Regions from separate parts of the Homo sapiens genome. Here region 1 is linked to region 2. The links are chromatin loops, found by intact Hi-C in ENCODE. Cell type or tissue: breast epithelium. All regions are shown on one strand. Each heading gives the region's core, and the rest is flanking DNA. Links, peaks and the distances in the headings are about the cores only. Region 1 holds the start of KRT13 (keratin 13). Region 2 has its middle 2.7 kb from the start of KRT37.

The links. Peaks named below come from ENCODE experiments on the same cell type or tissue, not always from the same donor. Only the 100,000 strongest peaks of a DNase experiment are listed, where the experiment ranks them.
Region 1: it touches region 2 in a loop (16-fold over the local background); 5 of 110 quality-filtered maps call a loop at or near these places.

What each region holds. Positions count from the first base shown.
Region 1 is chr17:41,503,108-41,507,502 of GRCh38, forward strand. KRT13 (keratin 13) reads right to left here and starts at 2,505. Exons shown (of 8, transcript NM_153490.3): 1 at 1,949-2,505; 2 at 536-618; 3 at 180-336. The coding sequence starts at 2,443. In breast epithelium, for the core only: no CTCF peak of the experiment used is centred there; no DNase peak of the experiment used is centred there.
Region 2 is chr17:41,425,127-41,429,521 of GRCh38, forward strand. No RefSeq gene overlaps it. Among named protein-coding and RNA genes, the nearest start is that of KRT37, 2.7 kb to the left of the region's middle. In breast epithelium, for the core only: no CTCF peak of the experiment used is centred there; no DNase peak of the experiment used is centred there.

The DNA of each region.
Region 1 (4,395 bases), core at 163-4,162, 78 kb after region 2:
TGGGAAAGGAAGATGTGTGAGGCTACTCATCCTCCCTCTCCTTGGCTCTGAGTGCTGGCAGAGTGTTCTGGAGAGTGTTTCCAGGTCCCACAGTGGAGGACTGTGTCCAGTTGCAGGGGAGGGCTCCTCCTTCTCACTGGAGGTTGTTGAGCCCAGGGCAGCCTGCAATTCCCGCTCACCTCTTCATGGTTCTTCTTCATGTAGGCTAGCTCTTCATTCAGGCTCTCGATCTGCATCTCCAGGTCAGTCTTAGACAGAGTGAGCTCATCCAGCACCCGGCGCAGGCCGTTGATGTCGGCCTCCACGCTCTGGCGCAGGGCCAGCTCATTCTCATACCTAAAATAGTAAAAAAATGAAATGTTTTTTGAAAAAGCAAGACATAAATGATATGAGACATTCTCCCTACCCCTGCACGAGACTCCAGTACTTCCAGACCTTCACTCCTGGGATGCTCCAGTGTCATTGGTCAGATGAGCTTTTGTCTAAACTAAGAGACTCCTGGGAAAGGAGAGGGAGGGGGAAAAAAAAAACTCACTTGAGCCTGAAGTCGTCCGCAGCCAGCCTGGCATTGTCAATCTCCAGGATGACCCGGTTGTTTTCAATGGTGGCGGTCAGGATCTACAAAATGCAGAAGAAGGTAACCTCTAGGGCATGGGTGTCCAGTCTGTTGGCTTCCCTGGGCCACATTGGAAGAAGAATTGTCTTGGGCAACACATCAAATACGCTAACACTAACGATAGCTGATGGGCTAAAAAGAAATTGGCAAAAATAAAAAATAAAAAAAAACTCAATGTTTTAAGAAAGCTTACAAATTTGTGTTAGGCCTCAATCAAAGCTGTCCTGGGCCACATGCAGCCCACCGGCCACAGGTTAGACAAGCTTGCTCTGGGGGGTCCACGTGCTTGAGGAGGTGGCCTGGGAAAACATGGGCAGGACCTGGTTCCCATGGGGCTCTACCTCTAAACTGTCCTGTGAGCTGGGACAAGGCATTTCCCTCTGGGCCTCCATTGCTCTTCTGTAAAGTGAGGAGTGGGGCTGCATCCCCTCCAATCGTTTCTAACACTTTAATATTCCATGTCTGAGCACCCTGGGGGAGATGCAGGGAGTGCATTTCTGAGGAACGACCTGCTGAGAACATCTTTGGTTCGTCATGTCTTGGCAGCCTCAGACTAGCACCCTCCCTAGGCCACTGTCTTGAGATCCATCCCCTGAAAGTCAGGAGGGACTCGGCTTGGTGCCACATATCTCACAATCACTTTGCTAGAGCTGACTTCCCAGCTGAGTGGAGGGGAAATCCAACAAATATTCCCATCCCTTTGAATTTCTTGTCTAAACGTTTATATTCCAAAGCAGTGAAAGCCTGCTCCACATGGCTGAGACTCAGCCCAGGCTGGTAGATTTCTGCTCCAACAGGCTGGTATCACAGCACAACAGACAGGGCTCAACAAAGGGCACCCAGGCTCGGCACTGCCTAAGCCTCTGCCTCTCTCTCCCCCAACTTGGCCATCGCCAGTTGAGAATACCAGTTTGAATGGGTCCCCTACAAAGTAAACAATTATTCCCAGGGCAATGAATGAACACGTCTCTCTTTCTCTGTTGATTTCATGCATTCTTAATGGCTTTTAAACCTGTCATGTTTCCAGATAACTCAGTAGGTTAGGATTATAGAGATCGAGTCATGAATAACATAACTGTCTGGAAAGCAGTAAAAAAACTGACCTGAGTAATAACAATCATAAAAATGAATAATGAGAGAAAATGCATTTGGGGAGTTGTGGCATGAGAAAGCCCATCAGAGGTAGAGACTCTTGGTAGTCAAACAGTAGGCTTTTCCCCTGCAAGAAGTTTGTGAATTCCGTCCACACCTAGTCCCCCACAACACTGTGTTTCTTGGCCTTGGAGGCTCTGCCCTTCATGGAGGACCCCTCCTCAGCTTCCAAGGGCTCACCTTGTCCCGGAGCTCTTCAATGGTCTTGTAGTAGGGGCTGTAGTCCCGCTCAGGGCTAGCTGGGCTCTGCTTCAGGTGCCAGTCACGGATCTTCACCTCCAGGTCAGCGTTGGCCTCCTCCAGGGCGCGCACCTTCTCCAGGTAGGAAGCCAGGCGGTCGTTGAGGTTCTGCATGGTGATCTTCTCATTGCCAGTGAGGAGGCCGCCATCACAAGCACCAAAGTCAACAAAGCCACCAGCAAAACCCCCACCAAAGCCACCTCCAAGGCCACCTCCATAGCCACCTCCAAGGCCACCTCCATAGCCACCTCCAAAGCCACTACCAGCCCCTCCACCAAAACCACAGCTCACGCCGCCTCCATAGCCCCCAGCTGATCCCCCGGACACAAACCGAGTTGAACAGGTAGAGACACCACGGCCTCCTCCCAGCTGGCAAGAGCCACCCCCGAAACCACCTCCATAGCTGGCAGAGGAGCTCTGCAGGCGGAGGCTCATGGTGAGAGCAGGATTGAGAGCAGGTGCAGATAGAAGCTTGCTTGGCCTGGGCCGAGGACTGTGGCTCTTCCCCAGAGTGGACACCTTTTATACACCTCCATAGGGGCTGGTTATCTTCTCTCCTCCCTTCCCCACCCTCTGACTTGGTGCCAACTACACTTCTGTTTCCCACAAGCTTAGTTATCTCTGATCTCTCCAGGGTGGGTTGTGCCTTTTGGGGGTGGCTTTTTTTTTAATCCTTAACAAAAAGAATGATTCAGAGGGGACAGCATTCTGCCTGAGACTGCCCTTTTGACAAGTGAATTCTGTTTCACCTCCACTTAAGGAGTTCACTGTGCAGGCTCTGAGCCCCACCCAGTATTAGAACGGGACCTGAGATGCGGAGGCCTGCCAGGAGCTTCTGCGAGGAAAGTGGTGGGTGCAGAGTGGCTCTGTGCTTTGCAAGGTCACCGTAGCCCTCGACCTTCCTTTTTTCTATACCTAAAACTTCTGACTGGGATGTCCTGGATCCTTCTTAGCACTTCATCTACTCCAGGGGCCCCAGCAACTCTGATGACAAACTTTGCTTGGTTCGATAGAATCACCTGCCTTGAAAGTATTTAGACTGAGAAAGAAATAGCTCCGAGGCCATCAGAAAAAGTCACAGTGACAGAGACCTTAAGGGATCTTAGGGACCATCAGACACAGCTGTGGAAACTCAGGCATGGAAAGAGGAAGTGGCCCTGTCCATTATCATAGCGAATATTCTCCGAGCCCTCACCATAGGCAGGAACTGGGTGAAGTTACTTTACACTCATCATCTCATTTAACCTTCACAGCAGCCACAGGAGGAGGGTCCTACTATTGCCCCCATTTACACATGAGGAAAATGAACCTTAAGGGCAGAATCAGGACTGAAATCCAAGTCTGGTTCTGTCTGACGCTAAGGTGCATTTTTTAGGTACATTTTTCATACAGTAAAATGTATAGATCACGTGTCCAGCTTGATGTCACGCATGGGTATGCACGACCTGTGTAAACACCACCCAGGACATTCCCAGCATTCCATAAAGGTCCTTGTACCTTTTCCCAGTCAATTACCTGACTCCACACCCCTGGTGTAACCACTCTTCCAACTTCTGTCCCCATAGACAAGTTCAGAGGTCCTCAGCTAGAGGCTGCTTTGCTCTCCAGGGGACGTTTGACAATGTCTAGGAACATTTTGGTTGTCACAACTTGGGGGCACTACTGATAGCTAAACACCAGGTATGCTGCTAAACATCCTATAAGGTGCAGGACTGTCCCCACAGCAAAGAATTATCAGACCCAAAATATCAATAGTGTTGAGGTTGAGATGCCTGGGTCAGTCTGGCCCTCGGGTTGAATCACTCCATTACGCTGACTGCTTTAGGGCACAGTCACATCCAGGAAGACGGCCCTGTAATAATGTGAGCAGGGTCCTTTCTAGTACGCCAGTCATATGAGGTCTGTCCCAGCCAAGAGGCCACATAAGAGGATGTGACACAGGACCCAGGGCCAGGGTCTCAGCTTAGGATCCTGAGATGTGGCTGAGAAACTCAGGGACTATGTAAGAACCCTGCCAGAGGGAGCTTCCCCATTCAGGCTGGGAGAAAAGGACCTCAGATGGCATCTGTGAGGCCAGGATAGAAGGTCCTCCATTCCAGGGCTGACAATGGAGGACCCTGAATGCAGACTCCCAGGCCCCACTCACCAAGGGGCCAGGGTTGCTGTGGATGGCATCTTGGGAGCAGCTTTCTGGCCCACAGCAGCCACAAAGGTCTGGATGATACCAGGCCAGGGGCTGGGTGGGGTGGCACAGGCATGAGGTTCTCCTGGAACCCCCTTCACTGATTCAGCAAGATCAGAAAGGAGAAATCTGAGTCAGGGCTTTCTGGGCCTTTGTTTTCTGGGGTAGAGAAGCGGGCCTGTGCTTCCCGCAGGGGTATCAGCAG
Region 2 (4,395 bases), core at 244-4,243:
AGCAATGGCGCTAATTAAGTTTTGGTTGACTAGTCAGAATCAGCTATTCATTCATTTGTTCATTCATTCATTGGTTCAGCATGCTTCCTGAATATCCCCCATAACTCAGGCAGTGTGCTGGTTCCTGGACACGCAATGTTCCCTGTTCATCAGGAGTAAACAATGCCTCTGAAATCTCTGGATGTTCTACACAAACTTGAATGAGAACCATAGATCAACAAGAGTTAGTGAAAGACAGAGGATCTATAGTTCTGGCCAAGGAAGTATCTAGAAAGAAATCACTAACAAAGAAAAATCTTATTTGATCCAGGAAAGGGAGATTGGGCACAGAGCTCAAGCAGTATTCAAATGAAAGGTCCAGAACTAACATTGATTGAGTACTTAGGTGTGCTAGGCATTCTACTGTGTTCTTTCCTATCTAACCCTTACCACCTATGAGGTGGTTACTCATTGCCTCAATGTACAGATGAGAAAACTAGAGTGAAGTACATTTGCACATTTTCTGATTGACAGTTAGTGAACTGGCAAAGGCTCGATTCAGTCTCATGTCTGCTAGGCCCATTCTCTTTTCACTTCATCATGGCCCCCGGTGAGAACAACGGTGTCATTGCCCCGTCAGTGCTGGGCCTAAGGAGAGGGCAAGAAGGGGCTTAGTTACTGGATGAGAAATTGTGGTGAAAAGAAAATTACTGAAGGTCTTTGTGTTCCAGCAAAGGAAAAGATTTAAATACTATGGCAGTGACAACAAGAAAATGCACTTTAAAAAGTTAAACTAGGCCGGGCGCGGTGGCTCACGCCTGTAATCCCTGTACTTTGGGAGGCCAAGGCAGGCGGATCACCTGAGGTCAGGAGTTCGAGACCAGCATGAACAACATGGAGAAAACCGGTCTCTACTAAAAATATAAAATTAGCCGGGCATGGTGGTACATGCCTGTAATCCCAGCTACTCAGGAGGCTGAGGAGGAGAATTGCTTGAACCCGGGAGGCGGAGGTTTCCGTGAGCCAAGATTGCGCCATTGCACTCCAGCCTGAGCAACAAGATTGACACTTTGTCTCAAAAAAGAAAAAAAAAGTTACGCTAGTTTGTAACATATGCATCATTTAAGACAGGGTGCGTCCTGAGAAATGCGTCGTTAAGAGATTTCTTCACTGTGGAAACATTATAGGGGGAACTCACACAAACCTAGATGGTAGAGCCTACTACACACCTAGACTGTATAGCACAGCCTATAGCACCTGGCTACAAACCTGTACAGCATGTTGCTGTACTGAGTATCATAGGCAACTATTATTAACACGATAATATTTGTGTATCTAAACATAGAAAAGGTAATGCATTGCACTACGACATTATAACCACTTCCACATCACTAGAGAATAGGAATTTTCAGCATCATTATAATCTTGTGGGACCACCGCCCGTATATGTGGTCTGTCGTTGACAGAAACATTCTGACTGTATATCCCAAATCCCAGAGATTTCCAGTAGAGCTGGAAAACAAGTCAACCAATGGGGGTGTGGCCAGGAGTCATCCCTCCCAAGTGGTAGAGGGAAACCAGAAGGACCATGGGACAAGCTCTAAAAGAGTATAAATAAACTCTTTAAAAAAAAAAAAATCCCAATTAGTGGGAAAGTAAATGGCTGATACTAGTAGCAAAACCTTAAGTCTTTGAAATTGACATACTGGAAATGAGCCATTATTAAGATTTTAAATGAAAATAATAGGATTTAGACATAAAATAGGAAGCAAAATACAGTAAACAGAAATCGTGTAGCCAAATATGCATCAAATATGCATTCCCTTCAGCTACACTTTTTTCCTCTGAAATACAAGTTTTAGAAAATCTTAGAAGAGGGGTGGGCGCAGGACTTAATGCTGGGAAGCAACAACTTTGGGGCTGAATTTACTTGAATGGATTACAAATTGCATTGTTACACAGCTAAAAAAAACTTTATGTATGAAAAATGATAATAGCCTTACACTGAGTACAAATAATACTTAAAAGCATGTGAAGATGTGAGCATCTGTGATGTTACTTATAAAAAAAAAGTTTAGGTTTTTTTCCGTAAGTTATTGGGGTACAGGTGGTATTTTTTCCATAAGTGGTGGGGTTTTTTTCCATAAGTATTGGGGCACAGGTGGGTTACGTGAGTAAGTTCTTTGGTGGTGATTTGTGAGATTTTGGTGCACCCATCAGCCAAGCAGTATACACTGCATCCTATTTGTAGTCTTTTATCCCTCACCCGCTCCCTTCCCCCGAAGTCCTCAAAGTCCATTGTATCATTCTTATGCCTTTGCATCCTCATAGCTTAGCTCCCACATATCAGTGACAATATATGATGTTTGGTTTTCCATTCCTGAGTTACTTCACTTAGAATAATAGTCTCCAATCTCATCCAGGTCACTACAAGTGCCATTAATTCATCCTTTTTATGGCTGAGTAGTATTTCATCATATATATGTACCACAGTTTCTTTTTTTTTTTTTTTGAGATAGAGCTTCACTCTTGTAACCCAGGCTGGAGTGCAGTGGCACCATCTCGGCTCACTGCAACCTCCACCTCCCAGGTTCAAGAGATTCTCCTGCCTCAGCTTCCCGAGTAGCTGGGATTACAGGTGCCACCACCATGCCCAGCTAATTTTTGTATTTTTAGTAAAGAAGGTGTTTCGCCATGTTGGCCAGGCTGGTCTTGAACTCCTGACCTCAGGTGATCCACCCGCCTTGGCCTCCCAAAGTGCTGGGATTACAGGTGTGAGCCACTGTGCCCAGCCCACAGTGTCTTTATCCACTCACTGATGGATGGGCATTTGGGTTGGTTCTGTGATTTTGCAATTGTGAATTGTGCTGCTACAAATGTGTGTGTGCAAGTATCTTTTTAGCATAATGACTTCTTTTCCTCTGAGTAGATACCCAGTAGTGGGATTGTTGGATCAAATGATAGTTCTACTTTTAGTTCTTTAAGGAATCTCCACACTGTTTTCCATAGTGGCTGTACTAGTTTACGTTCCCACCAGCCATGTAGAAGTGTCCCCTGATCACCACATCCACTCCAACATCTATTGTTTTTTTATTTTTTTGATTATGGCCATTCTTGCAGGAGCAAGGTCGTATCGCATTGTGATTTCGATTTGCATTTCCCTGATCATTAGTGATGTTGAGCATTTTTTTAAAGTTTATATATGTATCTTTTGAAGTATTGAAAGGAAACTAGTACTTTATATTCTTTATCATATCATGTTTTATAATTGTTGAATATGTTCCTGTTTATTTTTCTCTGTCCTGTTGTGTAGCCTTAAGAAGTGTTTCAAAAAAAAAACCAAACATATCTGAATGTATAAAATAAGAGTAAATGCCCTACAAGTTATGATGCCACATTATACATAAAACTGTGTGCATATATTTTTAAACAGCATAAATACATCTTTGCTCTGAGAAAAAGTTGAACATGCATCCCCGTGAAAACCACAAGGGAGTCAGGGGATGATGGTGTTGATGAAACCTGGGCTCTTGGAATTCTCTCAAGGAGAAATAAGGGGTCTGGAATTCTTCCCAAGAGGAAAACCCACTGTGGGTCAGCTGTGGCTCCAGCGGCCCTGAGGTCAGCTATGACTCATTCTTTACTGGGGCAATCCTTAGAGGGCCTCTCCCTGCCAGGCCATCCCTCAGAGGCCTCTGGGTGCAATCTGCATTTTCCATCTTCAAAGACCCCTTTGTTCCTATCTTCCGCCTCAACACATAGCATCACTATAATCCAGAGAATTGAAGCATTAAAATTCTTCCCTTTGATTTGCTAAATAGGAACCCTCTCTTGACCCTATCCTCTGGCAGGATTTTATCCCATTGGCTAAAATCATGGTTCCTTCTGTCTCAGAACATATGACACTTGTTAATTCTTAAGCATCACAGCTGAAGCTTTGCATCCTTTGCGTCCTGACACACCTCTCCAAAGCTTGATATGTGTCTCTGGCTTGGGCTCTGCATGGTCCATTTTGCATAATGACATAGACACTGCCTAGTCCTTCGTACAGCAGAGGGCTCTTCTGATTTTCTTTGGTCTCAAAGGAACAGGCAGTAGGTGGAAGGCATGAGGCAGGTGTCTGGGATGTACTCAGCTGTGTAGGTGGGAAGGAGCCCATCCTTGACATTGCAGATGATCAGATGAGCCTCCTCTTCCTCCCTTTTTTTTTTTTTTTTGAGACAGAGTCTCGCCCTATTACCCAGGCTGCAGTGCAATGCAATGCAATGGCATGATCTCGGCTCACTACGACCTCCACCTCCCGGGTTCAAACGATTCTCCTGCCTCAGCCTCCTTAGTAGCTGGGATTACAGGCACCCGCCACCACACCCAGCTAATTTTTGTATTTTTAGTAGAGATGGGGTTTCACCATGTTGG